3 separate regions of the Homo sapiens genome follow, and regions 1 and 3 are each linked to region 2. Evidence: chromatin contacts called from ENCODE Hi-C or POLR2A ChIA-PET data. All regions are on one chromosome and are shown on one strand. The core of a region is the stretch at or near the end of the contact, and the rest is flanking DNA. Distances in the headings are between cores, read along the strand shown.

Region 1 (3,949 bases), core at 774-3,273, 940 kb before region 2:
AGTGCAGTGGCACGATCTTGGCTCACTGCAACCTCCGCCTCCCGGGTTCAAGCGATTCTCCTGCCTCAGCCTCCCAAATAGCTGGGATCACAGGCGCCTGCCACCACGCCCAGCTAATTTTTGTATTTGTAGTAGAGATGGGGCTTCACCATGTCAGCCAGGCTGGTCTTAAACTCCTAACCTCAGGTGATCCACCCACCTCGGCCTTCCAAAGTGCTGGGATTACAGGTGTGAGCCACAACGCCTGGCCAAGCCTGTTCATTTGAAACACCCCTTAATGACTATCAGATCATCTGAACAGTGTCCAAATAAATCTAATTGCTTTTGGGAAATATATCAGACTGGGCTGAGAAAAATCTCCCACTACCATAATCTGTACTTTATTTTCTCCTTACCAACATACTGAAACAGATAATTTTTTTTTTTTTAAATGAGGCCCAGAGTTTATTGGCCGAGGGGGATCTTGACTCCACATTCCCGGTCCTGAGCACTATGAACACAGGCTTGATTTCTCCCTGGGGTCCCTAGTTTTTCTCAGGTACTACTTCTCTTTGCTAGTTGAGACATGGTATGATCAGAATTCAAAGTACAACTGCAATAACACTAATATTAATACTAATAAAGTGACCGACTCGTAATGCAGCGGTTTTCAAAGACTTTTCCCAGTTATCACATCATTTGATTCTCACAAGATCCTAGTAAGATAGGAAGCGATTATTATTTCTTTGTCTTTTCTTTTCTTTTTGAGATAGAGTCTCACTCTGTTTCCCAGGCTGAAGTGCAGTGAGGCGATCTTGGCTAACTGCAGCCTCCACCTCCCGGGCTCAAGCAATCCTCCCACCTCAGCCTCCCGAGTTGCTGGGACTATAGGTGCACACCACCACACTCAGCTAACTTTTAATATTTTTTGTAGAGACGGCGTCTTGCCATGTTGCCCAGGCTGGTCTTGAACTCCTAGACTCAGGCGATCCGCCCTCCTTGGCCTCCCAAAGTGCGGAGATTACAGGCATGAGCCACCTCGCCTGGCTGAGATTATTTCTTGTCACAGAAAAGAAGGTGAGACTCAAAAGGGTTACACAGTCAAGGGCAGAGTTGAGACTTAAAGCCTGACCTTTGAGCCGGGATAATTGAAAACAAACCAACAAACAAACCCAACTGTTTGGAAATAGCAAAGGCAATACAGTGTAAAAATAAAAGTATATTTACCCAGACAAAATGCTTAGGTTTGCAGAATCACCAAGAAATTTGCCCACTGGAGTTCTAGGGACATCTGGACAGACGGTAAAGGAAGTGTCTCTCTCCAGGAGCAGGTTTAACATTTTCCTTTGATTAGACCTAAAACTGGGTCCTGAGCCAGAGCTTCCTTCCTCTCTTGTGGATGAGAAGAGTTCCGTAGACATGGTCTTCGAATTCTCACCAGGAGAAAAACAAAACCTAGCTAGGAGGAAAACGTCATCTAAATCGGTACATCACAGTTCCCTCAGCTTTCCTAAACTCCTCCACCCTTTCCAGCCAGGCGAATCAACACTGGAAGAGGGGCAACCCCGAAGGGTGATTCACAGCCTGGCTTAAGGTTAGAACCTGAATTCACCGACGAGAGGCAACCTTAGGACCTTAAAGATGGAATGAAGAGAGGATTTTGACTTGTTCCACGCCACACAGCTCGAGACTCCTGACTAGAAAGAACCCGGGTCTCGTAACTCGCGATAGTCCCCATTCGGCCCTCCCAACCTCTGTCTGTGGGGGCCCGACTGGACCCTAAGGGGGACAATGGGGTCTCCGTGATTCCGTGGCGGAGACGGCTGCGGACTTACCTCAAGCCTGGAGTCTGAGGCTTGCCTACAAGAGGAGAGAAAGTAGATAGGGATCGGACACAGGCGAAGACTTGAGCAGAATGAAAGGAAATCTAGGGGAAAGGAGGTAGTTAACTAGATTGCAGCTCTGCCTTCCGACTGGGTAGGCCAACGTCGGACTCAGAGTCTTCCCTGAGCAGAAGGCCAAAGTTACGGCCTCTGAGCAAGAATATCAACAGCCGCAGGCGTTGACCATTCAAACCTTCCGCCAGCCCAGTAACCTATCCCCGCTCGCCTCTAAGCTGCGTCAGCCAATCTCCGCGCGCGCGCCCAGGGCCTCATGGCCTATCGTTGGGCTCGCAGATCACCTGGGGGCGTGTGCTTGCTCTGGAAATGGTAAGACTTGCCCCGCCCCATAGCCAGAGCAGGATAGTGTTTGGCCCACCAGCGTTAGGCAGGCTGCGGGGTAAGCTCCGCCTCACGGGGAGCCTGGCGCATCATTGGCTCTCCCTCTCACCAATCTCCACACCCTTTCTGTTTTCCTCGTTCCCTCAGCCCCACGAACCCCGGGAGATTTAAACCGCGCCTTACTAGTGATGTCCATTCACTAGGGTAATACTAGGAGAGATTATTTTGGGTGGAGGGTGTTGTAAGCGTTTCATTTTCTTCGCTTCTTTCTCGTGCCGTTTTCGCGGACGTTTTCTTCTAAGTTTTGCTGGCCTTCCACGGGAGATGGAGCGTTTGCTGCCGGCGTGGCAAGTGTTGGGGCGAGACGGGTGTGTGTGTTTATGCTGAGAGGCATTAGCCCCTTCCAAGAGCTTTGTTTGGTGTTTCTTTTAGTGTGCAGCATCTCAGAGACTCTAGCTCACGTGGGTAAAAAGAAATTCCGTTGCAGGGAAAGTGGAGGAATTAAATCATCTTGGTATAATCCTTATCGCAATCCAGAGGACCTCAAAGATTGGTTATTAATGAAAATTTGAACATTGACGAGGTGATATTTATAAATTATTGGCCGGACGCGTTGGCCCACACCTGTAATCCCAGCACTTTGGGAGGCCGAGGCGGGCAGATTACATGAGGTCAGGGGTTCAAAACCAGCCTGGCCAACATGATGAAACCCCGTCTCTACTAAAAATACAAAATTTAGCCGGTTGTGGTGGCACACACCTGTAATCCCAGCTACTTGGGAGGCTGAGGCATGAGAACTGCTTGAACTCGGGAGACAGAGGTTGCGCCACTGCACTCCAGCCTGGGCATTAGAGTGAAACAAACAAAAAGACATTCCTAATGTTAGGGATTTGCTTTTAAATAATCCTGTGCTGGGGGAAGGTATTGATGATACAAGATTGACCCTGACTGTTGAGTGATGGGGGCAGGAGGGTCCATCATATCTGTGCTTCTCAAGGTTTAATTTGCACACTAACCACCTGAGGACCTGCTAAATGCAGATTCTGATTCGGGATGTCTGGGTTGCGGTTGCGGCCCAAGATTCTGCCCTTCTAACAAGCCCCCAGCTGATGGTGAGGTAGCTGGTCCTACGACCATACTTTGCGTGGTAAGGTATTACCCCATACTTCTTACTTCAATGTATATTTGAAAATTTCCATAATAAAAATGTTCAAAATAACCTTGGAAGCTCTTTAAGATGTAGGCTCCAAAAACGATAATTCGATAGGTCTAAAGTGGGGTCATTATCAAGGCCCCCAGGTGCTACCCATGCAGACGGCTTGCAGATCATGCTTTGAGAAACAAAAGTCAAAATGCAACTTGTGTCTGTTGTCAGGATCTTGGTGGTGGTAGTGGCTGAGAGGCACAGTGTAGCCAGCTGGTTTTTATCCTAATACCCTTTTCATCTGCAGAACCTGCTTCCCCAGAAAGGAGATGTGTGAAGATTCTTTGTCCTCTAGGATACAGACAGTGAGTGTAGGAGTTAGCACAGAACCTTGCTATGCCAGGTGAGTTTGAAAATCAGGCTGGGGATTAAGGGAGTGTGGGATGAGTTGTTATCTGCTTTGACGACTACAGTATAATCACACTTTGTGGGAAATTGTATACTTCCCTGCAGGTGGGAAGTAGAGACAAAGTTATTCTCTATTGGTGGCAAAAGCAGATAGATTATGGCAAGTGCACACCTGGCTACCAGTGCTTTCTGCACC
Region 2 (4,026 bases), core at 435-2,934:
GCTTACCTCACAGCCTTATTTATAATGGCTGGCCTTCCACATAAATCCTGCCTTCTACCTGGACTAATCTGAATCCAGTCATCACCAGATTATTGGTCCCTCTCTCCCCAAAGGTCTGCATAGCTCCCTGTCCTCAGTTACTTCTTGTCTCTTCTCTGAAAGCACACATGCACATTCACACACACACATACACACACACACACACACACACACACACACCCTATCTTTCCTTTTCATGAATCTTCAGGGTAGCTCTGCCCTCTCCACTTTGTGTGTTTGGAAGGAAAGAAAGCGAAATATATGAGATGCCAATGCAATTTCTCCTTTAGCAGAGCTCGGTAGGACAATTACCCACCCAATCTGCCTGGTTTTATAGCTCTCATAACCTTCCTTTATGAACACGCTGTGACAGCCGGATGTGGGCATTGATTATGGCAGCAGTCTTCAGCCACATTCCTATTTAACTGCAAAGCAGAGCTCCTGCCTACCAGCCCAGCACTGGTCATGTGACTTTTTAAATTACTGTATTTATGTAAGCCTTTTCCCAACCAGAGCCTATGTCCAACTGCATCAAAACTGGGGAGGATTTGAGCTTGCCACTTCCCCTCCAGTGGCTCTTTGGCCCTACAGCCTAGGGTCTCTTGCTGGAATCAAACTGGGGCTCTGGGCTTTCTTAGGAGAGGTCTGCAAGAGTTGGGGTGCACAAGAAGCATACCTTTTTCATTATGAAAGAGCTGAGGAAATAGACAATGAAACATGTTGGCAGATGCCAAGGGCAGTGGCTTGGTTCCCAGGGGTTCACCTGGCAATGGTGCCAGGTGCAAGAGATCAGCAAAACTTACAGGATTGGTTGTTGTTGTTGGGGGGCGGGTGTCGGAAAGGAATTTGGGGGAATTAGAGAATGGAGTTGGGAATCACTGCTTGTAGGCCTTCCACTCTGGACCCCAGCAGAATCATATGGACTCTAGCCACTGGGAGAGGGAAGTTTTAGTGTTCCAAAGAAATCCTGGTAGCCTTGCAGGCAGTCTGTCCTGACCAAGGACTCTGCCTGACTGTGCCATGGTGCAGGGCAAGTCTAGCAGAGAAAGCCAGTGTTCTTCAGTTACTGCAGCTCGGCGAAGAATCCCACTGCAGGGCACTAGGGAGGCCGGTCCTGCAGAGGTCAGCAGTAGGAGTGACTGGCTTAATCTATTCGAAAACCTCCTGGAAAGATCCCGAAGACCGTGGACCAAGGTGACCTGCGTGGGTGAGCGATCCATTAGCCGAATGACAGCGCTGCCGCAGAAAGCCAGAAAAAGGATATGCGTGGGAAGCGCAAAAGCGTGGGCTGGGCCTGCAGCAACGGAAAGGCGCCACGCTCGTGAGCGGAACCAGCGTTCCGGGGGCGCTCAGTGTGGGCAGGCAGGAAGCCTGGCTCCACTAGGACACACAGATTCTCTCCTGAGCAGCTGCGAACTATGCGCCCCTTCTACCCTTAAGAGATGGGATGGGAGTCCAACAAACCCAGCCATTGCTCAGACCCCAGCCCTTCTCTCCTCTAAGAAGCAGGTTCACCTCTGCCACCGCACTCGCATTTTTTTTTTTTTTTAAAGCCCGGCCTTTCCTAGGCGGGGTCAAGGGCCCCGCCCACCGAAGCCACGCCCAGTAGCCGCCCCGGGGCGGGGTTCCCCTCGGCTCCCGGCTGCCCTTTCCCCTCCGGCCTCTGCCGGTGCTGCTGCGCCCTGCGGAGCTCCGAACACGTGCGCGTGAGTAAGGACCCAGAGGGGAGAGTCCTTGGAGGTTTCCCAGCCTGGGGAAAGAAGCAGTGCAGGGTGGCTTCTGCCGGGGCACGGGACGAAATTGGGGTTCGTCCCCTCGTGATCCCGAGCTTGGAGGGCATCTGAAAGAGACTTGGGCCTCGGAGTCGTCCCCTGTTTTTCTACCATCCCTCTTCCCTCTTCTCCCTAGGGAGTCCCATAGAGCCTGACTCCGAGAGCCTCGATCTCCCAGGGCCAGAGGCAGGGACTTTGGAAGGTTTGTGAGGAACAAATGTCCGGTGGAACTGAGTCAGCCCCTTTAACCCGAGCCTTGAAAGGGGCAGGCTATTTTTAGATCTGTTTTTAGACCCAGCGAACAATGAACCCTCTCTACTCATTTTCCTGTTCCTCTAAATTATTTGGAGGAAGTCAGGAGTGAAATTTGGGGATGGCTGGAAAAAGGTATGATCTTAGCCTTACATAAATTATAATGGTGACTGTGAGGCCGGGCGCGTGGCTCACGCCTGTAATCTCAGCACTTTGGGAGGCCGAGGCGGGCGGATGACGAGGTCAAGAGAAGAAGACCATCCTGGCCAACATGGTGAAACCCCGTCTCTACTAAAAATACAAAACTTAGCTGGGCGTGGTGTCGCACGCCTGAAGTCGGGAGGCTGAGGCAGGAGAATCGCTTGAACCCGGGAGGCAGAGATTGCAGTGAGCCGAGATAGCACCACTGCATTCCAACCTGGTAACAGAGCAAGACTCCGTCTAAAAAAAAATGGTGACTGTGTAGGAATATTTATTATCATTTGTGCAAACATTTTGGTTATTTTTATTTTTTTTAACGGAGTCTTGCTCTGTTGCCCAGGCTGGAGTGCAGTAGGGCGATCTCGGCTCACTGCAACCTCCGCCTCCTGGGTTCATGCCATTCTCCTGCCTCAGCATCCCGAGTAACAGGGACTACAGGTGCCCGCCACCACGCCCGGCTAATTTTTTTTTTTTTTTTTTTTTTTTTTTTGTATTTTTAGTAGAGACGGGGTTTCACCGTGTTAGCCAGTATGGTCTCGATCTCCTGAACTCGTGATCCGCCAGCCTCAGCCTCCCAAAGTGCTGGGATTACAGGCGTGAGCCACCGCGCCCGGCCTAACATTTTCGTTATTGCTTTTAATCAGTAGTTGAGGTCTTGGCACGACTACTGCCTCCAATTCCCCTCACATCCAATACTGCAGTTATTTTTCCAAGTGCTGTTTTTATTGTCCTTCAGGAAGTATTGGAGGCCCTCCTCTATCCAGTGTTCCCACTGTTCACTGCCCGTTTCTCTCACTGGATAACTTTTCCCTTTTTACTCACTCATATTCACCATCTAAGCCTTTTTTGGAATGTAGCTCCTCAGGTGTTTACTGAGTGCCCACACTATACCAGACATTATCCTGAGGATTAGCTTATATTTCACTTAAGCCTCCCAACCACCCTATTTACAGAGGACTATTAGTAATATCCCCATTCAGCTTGGTGTGCTCGCTCACGCCTGTAGTCCCAGCTACTCAGGAGGCTGAGGTAGGAGAATCACTTGAGCCCAGGAAGTGGAGGCTGCAGTGAGCCATGATTGTGCCACTGCACTCCAGCCTGGGTGGCAGAGAAAGACCCTGTAATATAATACCTCCATTCTACAAATGAGACTGAGGTATAGAGAGGTTTCTCGCCCAGTATCATTTGGCTAGACACTGGTTAGGGGATAGAGCCAGGCTCCCTGATATTTGTTTAATCGACTCTTTTGCTACTATTGAACTGCTGTGGTGTATAAGTAACAAGAGATGAAAACAAAGCTAAACAAGGATAAGCTATTGGTTTTATTGTCTGCTATTGTTTCTGTGGCTTAGGCCTAAGTTACCGTGTTTTGAGGGGAGGGACTCTGAGCTGCACACGTGTTCACTGTTGGCTGACTAACCTGGAGTTGTTTCATTGCAGAGAGGCTGGCTGTGGCAGATGCAACTGCAGGTGAGTGCAACCCCTTCAGCTCTCTTGGCTCCAGCTGTAGGCAGCTGCCTAGGTTGTCTTGTACCTAGGCAAGTGTTACACTGCTGGGAGAACAGCAGCCAATAGCTGGTTGGCATTCTGGCCCTGGTTCATGCCAACTCTTGTGTTGACTACCCCAGGATGCCAGCATAGTTGCTTATCCATTAAGGCAGGCGTGTTTTTTGGCTTCCCTGGGCCACATTGGAAGGATAAGAATTGTCTTGGGCCATACATAAAATATAGTAACACTAACGATAACTGATAGCTAAATTTA
Region 3 (4,000 bases), core at 6-2,505, 840 kb after region 2:
TCCGAAAGCCTGCTTGGTTTTCTCCTCCATTCTGGGTCCTTCCAGAAAGGAAGAAGAGTGGGCTAGGGTCTGAATGCTCACAGGGCCTGGTTCATCCGCAGAGCTGGCCAGCAACTCAGGCTGGGCTCAGCCCTGAGCAGGGTGCCCCCCTTCCCCAAATCTCAGAAGGAGGAGGGGGAGGCGGGCGGGCAGGCAGTCAGTCGTGGTCCCAAGGGGGACTGGCTGCAGGTTTTTGGGTGAGTGTGGAGTTTCTTTTTGATTGTTGCATGTGGGGAAGGGCAGAGTCGACGGGAACAGTCACTGCGGGCACCCTAGCCCTGGTGCGTCTACTGTCCTCTGCTCGGCTCCCCCCATCGGTGAGTGCGCCCGCCCGCCCGACTGTGCGGGGCTGCGGTTGGGGGGAGGGGGGAGCGGGATCATCTGAGGCCAGAGCCACTGCCGTGTGTGCGGGGAGGGGGAGCGGCGGGAGAGAGAGGGGAGGGACAGGCTAGGTGTCTGCTGCTCCACGCCACTGCTGCCGGCGCCCCGACCTCATCCCCAGCAGCCCCCTCTGCAGCTAAGGGTTACCACCGCACCACCTCTCTTCTTTGCCTGCCTCAGCGGCCAAGGCTCTGCGGTAGGAGACAACCCAGCCGGGTGGCGGGTGGGCCTGTCTAGGTTTGGGTTTGGGTCTTGCTGAGGCCCGCATGAGAGGGGGTGGCCGTGACTCGGTGTCCCCTCTTTGCAGGGGGCTCTGCTGCGCCGCGCAGGCCCCTCCTCCTACATCCTCTTTGGGGGGTCACTGGAAAGCAGAGCTTAGGCCCACTCTCTGTGCTTAGTATGGCAGACTCCTTCTCACCCCTAGTCCCCTAACTCCCCAGGCCGAGGCCGCCTAGGGTCTGCCCAACAGCGACAGCCACGGTGGTGGTGGTGGTGGTGGTGGTGGTAGCAGTGGTGGCGGCAGCAGCGGCAGCAGCAGCTGCGACGCTGCGCGTCCTGCTCCCTCTCCCCCACCCAGCCAGGGTTGTAGGGTGAGGGCCGGTGGGTGGGCGCCGCCTGGCGGGCGGGCGGACGGGGGGCTGGCAGCGGGGAGGGGGCGCAGGTCACGTGCCGGCGGGCGGGTGGGCGCGTACAGTAGGGCGCCCTGCTACTGTACTGGGGAGTCAGTGCCCTGTTACCGGGTCTCGTCTGTCTCGTCTCTCCCGCAGATCTCGCGAGAGTGGCTGACTGGCTGTGGGGGTTGCGGCGGCAGCAGGCGGAGCCGGGGAGGGAAAGCAGCGGCGGCTGAGGCGACTGAGGCGGCGGGCGGAGCGGCAGGCGGCGGCGGCGCGGCAGCGGAGCGCAGCATCATGGCGGACCGAGACAGCGGCAGCGAGCAGGGTGGTGCGGCGCTGGGTTCGGGCGGCTCCCTGGGGCACCCCGGCTCGGGCTCAGGCTCCGGCGGGGGCGGTGGTGGCGGCGGGGGCGGCGGCGGCAGTGGCGGCGGCGGCGGCGGGGCCCCAGGGGGGCTGCAGCACGAGACGCAGGAGCTGGCCTCCAAGCGGGTGGACATCCAGAACAAGCGCTTCTACCTGGACGTGAAGCAGAACGCCAAGGGCCGCTTCCTGAAGATCGCCGAGGTGGGCGCGGGCGGCAACAAGAGCCGCCTTACTCTCTCCATGTCAGTGGCCGTGGAGTTCCGCGACTACCTGGGCGACTTCATCGAGCACTACGCGCAGCTGGGCCCCAGCCAGCCGCCGGACCTGGCCCAGGCGCAGGACGAGCCGCGCCGGGCGCTCAAAAGCGAGTTCCTGGTGCGCGAGAACCGCAAGTACTACATGGATCTCAAGGAGAACCAGCGCGGCCGCTTCCTGCGCATCCGCCAGACGGTCAACCGGGGGCCTGGCCTGGGCTCCACGCAGGGCCAGACCATTGCGCTGCCCGCGCAGGGGCTCATCGAGTTCCGTGACGCTCTGGCCAAGCTCATCGACGACTACGGAGTGGAGGAGGAGCCGGCCGAGCTGCCCGAGGGCACCTCCTTGACTGTGGACAACAAGCGCTTCTTCTTCGATGTGGGCTCCAACAAGTACGGCGTGTTTATGCGAGTGAGCGAGGTGAAGCCCACCTATCGCAACTCCATCACCGTGCCCTACAAGGTGTGGGCCAAGTTCGGACACACCTTCTGCAAGTACTCGGAGGAGATGAAGAAGATTCAAGAGAAGCAGAGGGAGAAGCGGGCTGCCTGTGAGCAGCTTCACCAGCAGCAACAGCAGCAGCAGGAGGAGACCGCCGCTGCCACCCTGCTACTGCAGGGTGAGGAAGAAGGGGAAGAAGATTGATCAAACTGAATGAAACCCCCACACACACACACATGCATACACACACACACACAGCCACACACACAGAAAATATACTGTAAAGAAAGAGAGAAAATAAAAAGTTAAAAAGTTAAAAAAAAAAAAAAACCTGTTAACTCCAAGGGAGCACCACCCACAGAACCTCCACCAACTGACAGTTTCTCTTCTTGACTTGCCACCCATCGCTGGATGTTGTCCACTTTATCCACCATATAAAACAGTAAGCAGCTGCTAAAAACAAAAAAAATACAAAAAGTAATAACATTATATGAACTGTGTTTCCTACTTGATTAAAAAATATAAAGAACTGAGTGTTTATTTCCCTAATTAACCAAGAACTTTTGTACACGTTTAAGCTATTATTATTAAAAAGTGTTTGCAAAATGGTCAAGATTATAATATTGCTGAATTATATAAAAGTCCTTTTCATGTTGAGCTAACATTTGACTTTAGCACAAAAAAGAGATATTTTAGAACACGTAAAATAATATTTTTAGTTTTTCTCATTTTGTTACCAAATTTCAAACCTTACATGGAGGTTATTATAGTATATTTGACACCCTATATACCTGTGATTAGAGATGTGTATATATATGAGGGCTAGGCATGCTGTGTGTCTGAGCTTTGTCTAAATGTTATGCAGAAGTTTGTAGAGTTAAAGGTACGTAGGTTTAATTCATGCAAGGTAAACAATAAGTGCTCTCTTTTATACAATATGCATTGCATCTGGACCTTAAACTTATAAAAATGGTCAGTGAAACTTCTGTGAACATGAAGAAATTATTAAAAAAGGCATTTAAATGAAATTTGCTAAGTTGTGATTTTTATGGTTGGAACCAAAGTTATTCAAATAGTAAAAGGAAAAAGAAAGAAAAAGGAGATCTCCCATAATATTTTTCTGCATCTGTTTGCTTTGACTGAGTAGGCGTTTTGTCATTATTGTGTATATGAGATGTACTTGTATCGTTCATAATATATTTTTTTTATTATGTGTAGAAAGATTTTAAAAAACTAACGTGCAGCAATTTCCAGTGAACCTGTACTTGGACATCAGGTAGTGAGTCTATTTGTGGTCACTAGCACTGTCTCCTAAACTTGTAAGAGGTCTGAAGCTATTCTTTGATTTTTGCTAGTGCTATTAACTTATGTAGACCTGTTAAAAAGCAGAGCAACACAATTATAGTTATCCTACTGAGCCATGGATTCTGAGTTTTGTTTTAAAAGTGAAAGCCAAGTTGGTGTATGTAAAGGATTTCCATGTAGCTGTGGTGCTAGTTATTACTGGCTACATTATATGCTAAGTGTATTTGTGTTCCCCAAGTGTACAAGCCTTCTATCAAAAGTATGTTCTATAACTCATATATTCAAGGTGTAGGGTATGAAAATGCAAAGTTTAGGAGAGCACTTTACCAAGCTGGTGTCCTCCAAACTGAAATTGTTTGTAACGATAGTCTTTTACAGGTTTTCCTTTAAAGATGTTTGTGTGCTTTTAATTGACAACTAACTTCTTGCTGCTGTATAGTAAAATATTAATATATTTTTATCATTAAACTGCTGCATGACTATCATCTTTGAGTGAAGAGAAAATGTTATAAAAAAGATGCCTTAAACAGTACATTTTGGTTTGGAATTCTGTAGAAAGTATTTTGGTAAAAAAAAAAAAAAAAAAAAAGGGTCTTGTCTGA

What was found. A loop is a pair of places that touch in the nucleus more often than their neighbours do. ChIA-PET counts read pairs that join two places held with the same protein, here RNA polymerase II (POLR2A). Pooled maps may share reads with other maps.
Region 1: a map of CD8-positive, alpha-beta T cell shows a loop between it and region 2 (11-fold over the local background). The contact joins the promoter of CDC25C here to the promoter of SNHG4 in region 2. A Hi-C loop is called at or near these places in 2 of 168 maps with a recorded cell type or tissue (CD4-positive, alpha-beta T cell and CD8-positive, alpha-beta T cell), 8 of 37 single-sample maps with no recorded cell type and 7 of 50 pooled maps.
Region 3: a loop to region 2 is called in a map of CD8-positive, alpha-beta T cell, with 5 times the contacts of the local background. The contact joins the promoter of PURA here to the promoter of SNHG4 in region 2. A Hi-C loop is called at or near these places in 2 of 168 maps with a recorded cell type or tissue (CD8-positive, alpha-beta T cell and naive thymus-derived CD4-positive, alpha-beta T cell), 1 of 37 single-sample maps with no recorded cell type and 8 of 50 pooled maps. POLR2A ChIA-PET finds 5 or more read pairs at or near these places in 1 of 52 experiments (activated CD8-positive, alpha-beta memory T cell).

Annotation. Positions count from the first base shown.
Region 1 is chr5:138,329,781-138,333,729 of GRCh38, forward strand. CDC25C (cell division cycle 25C) reads right to left here and starts at 2,024. Exons shown (of 14, transcript NM_001790.5): 1 at 1,815-2,024; 2 at 1,207-1,438. The coding sequence starts at 1,400. LOC100128966 (a long non-coding RNA gene) reads left to right here and starts at 2,325. Exons shown (of 4, transcript NR_146628.1): 1 at 2,325-2,405; 2 at 3,653-3,748. RefSeq lists enhancers at 1,182-2,135, 1,847-1,976, 1,987-2,036 and a silencer at 2,087-2,346.
Region 2 is chr5:139,272,417-139,276,442 of GRCh38, forward strand. It overlaps SNHG4 (small nucleolar RNA host gene 4), which reads left to right and starts at 1,685. Exons shown (of 7, transcript NR_182757.1): 1 at 1,685-1,745; 2 at 1,948-2,198; 3 at 3,705-3,734. LOC124901081 (a long non-coding RNA gene) reads right to left here. Exons shown (of 4, transcript XR_007058956.1): 4 at 651-1,238. SNORA74D (small nucleolar RNA, H/ACA box 74D) reads left to right here and starts at 3,764; the gene lies at 3,764-3,907. It also overlaps a transcript of MATR3 not described here. RefSeq lists an enhancer at 1,039-1,388 and a silencer at 1,679-1,758.
Region 3 is chr5:140,112,854-140,116,853 of GRCh38, forward strand. PURA (purine rich element binding protein A) reads left to right here and starts at 1,256. Exons shown (of 1, transcript NM_005859.5): 1 at 1,256-4,000. The coding sequence starts at 1,329. The coding sequence ends at 2,297. RefSeq lists silencers at 434-513, 884-1,123 and enhancers at 1,704-1,773, 1,786-2,423, 1,804-2,303.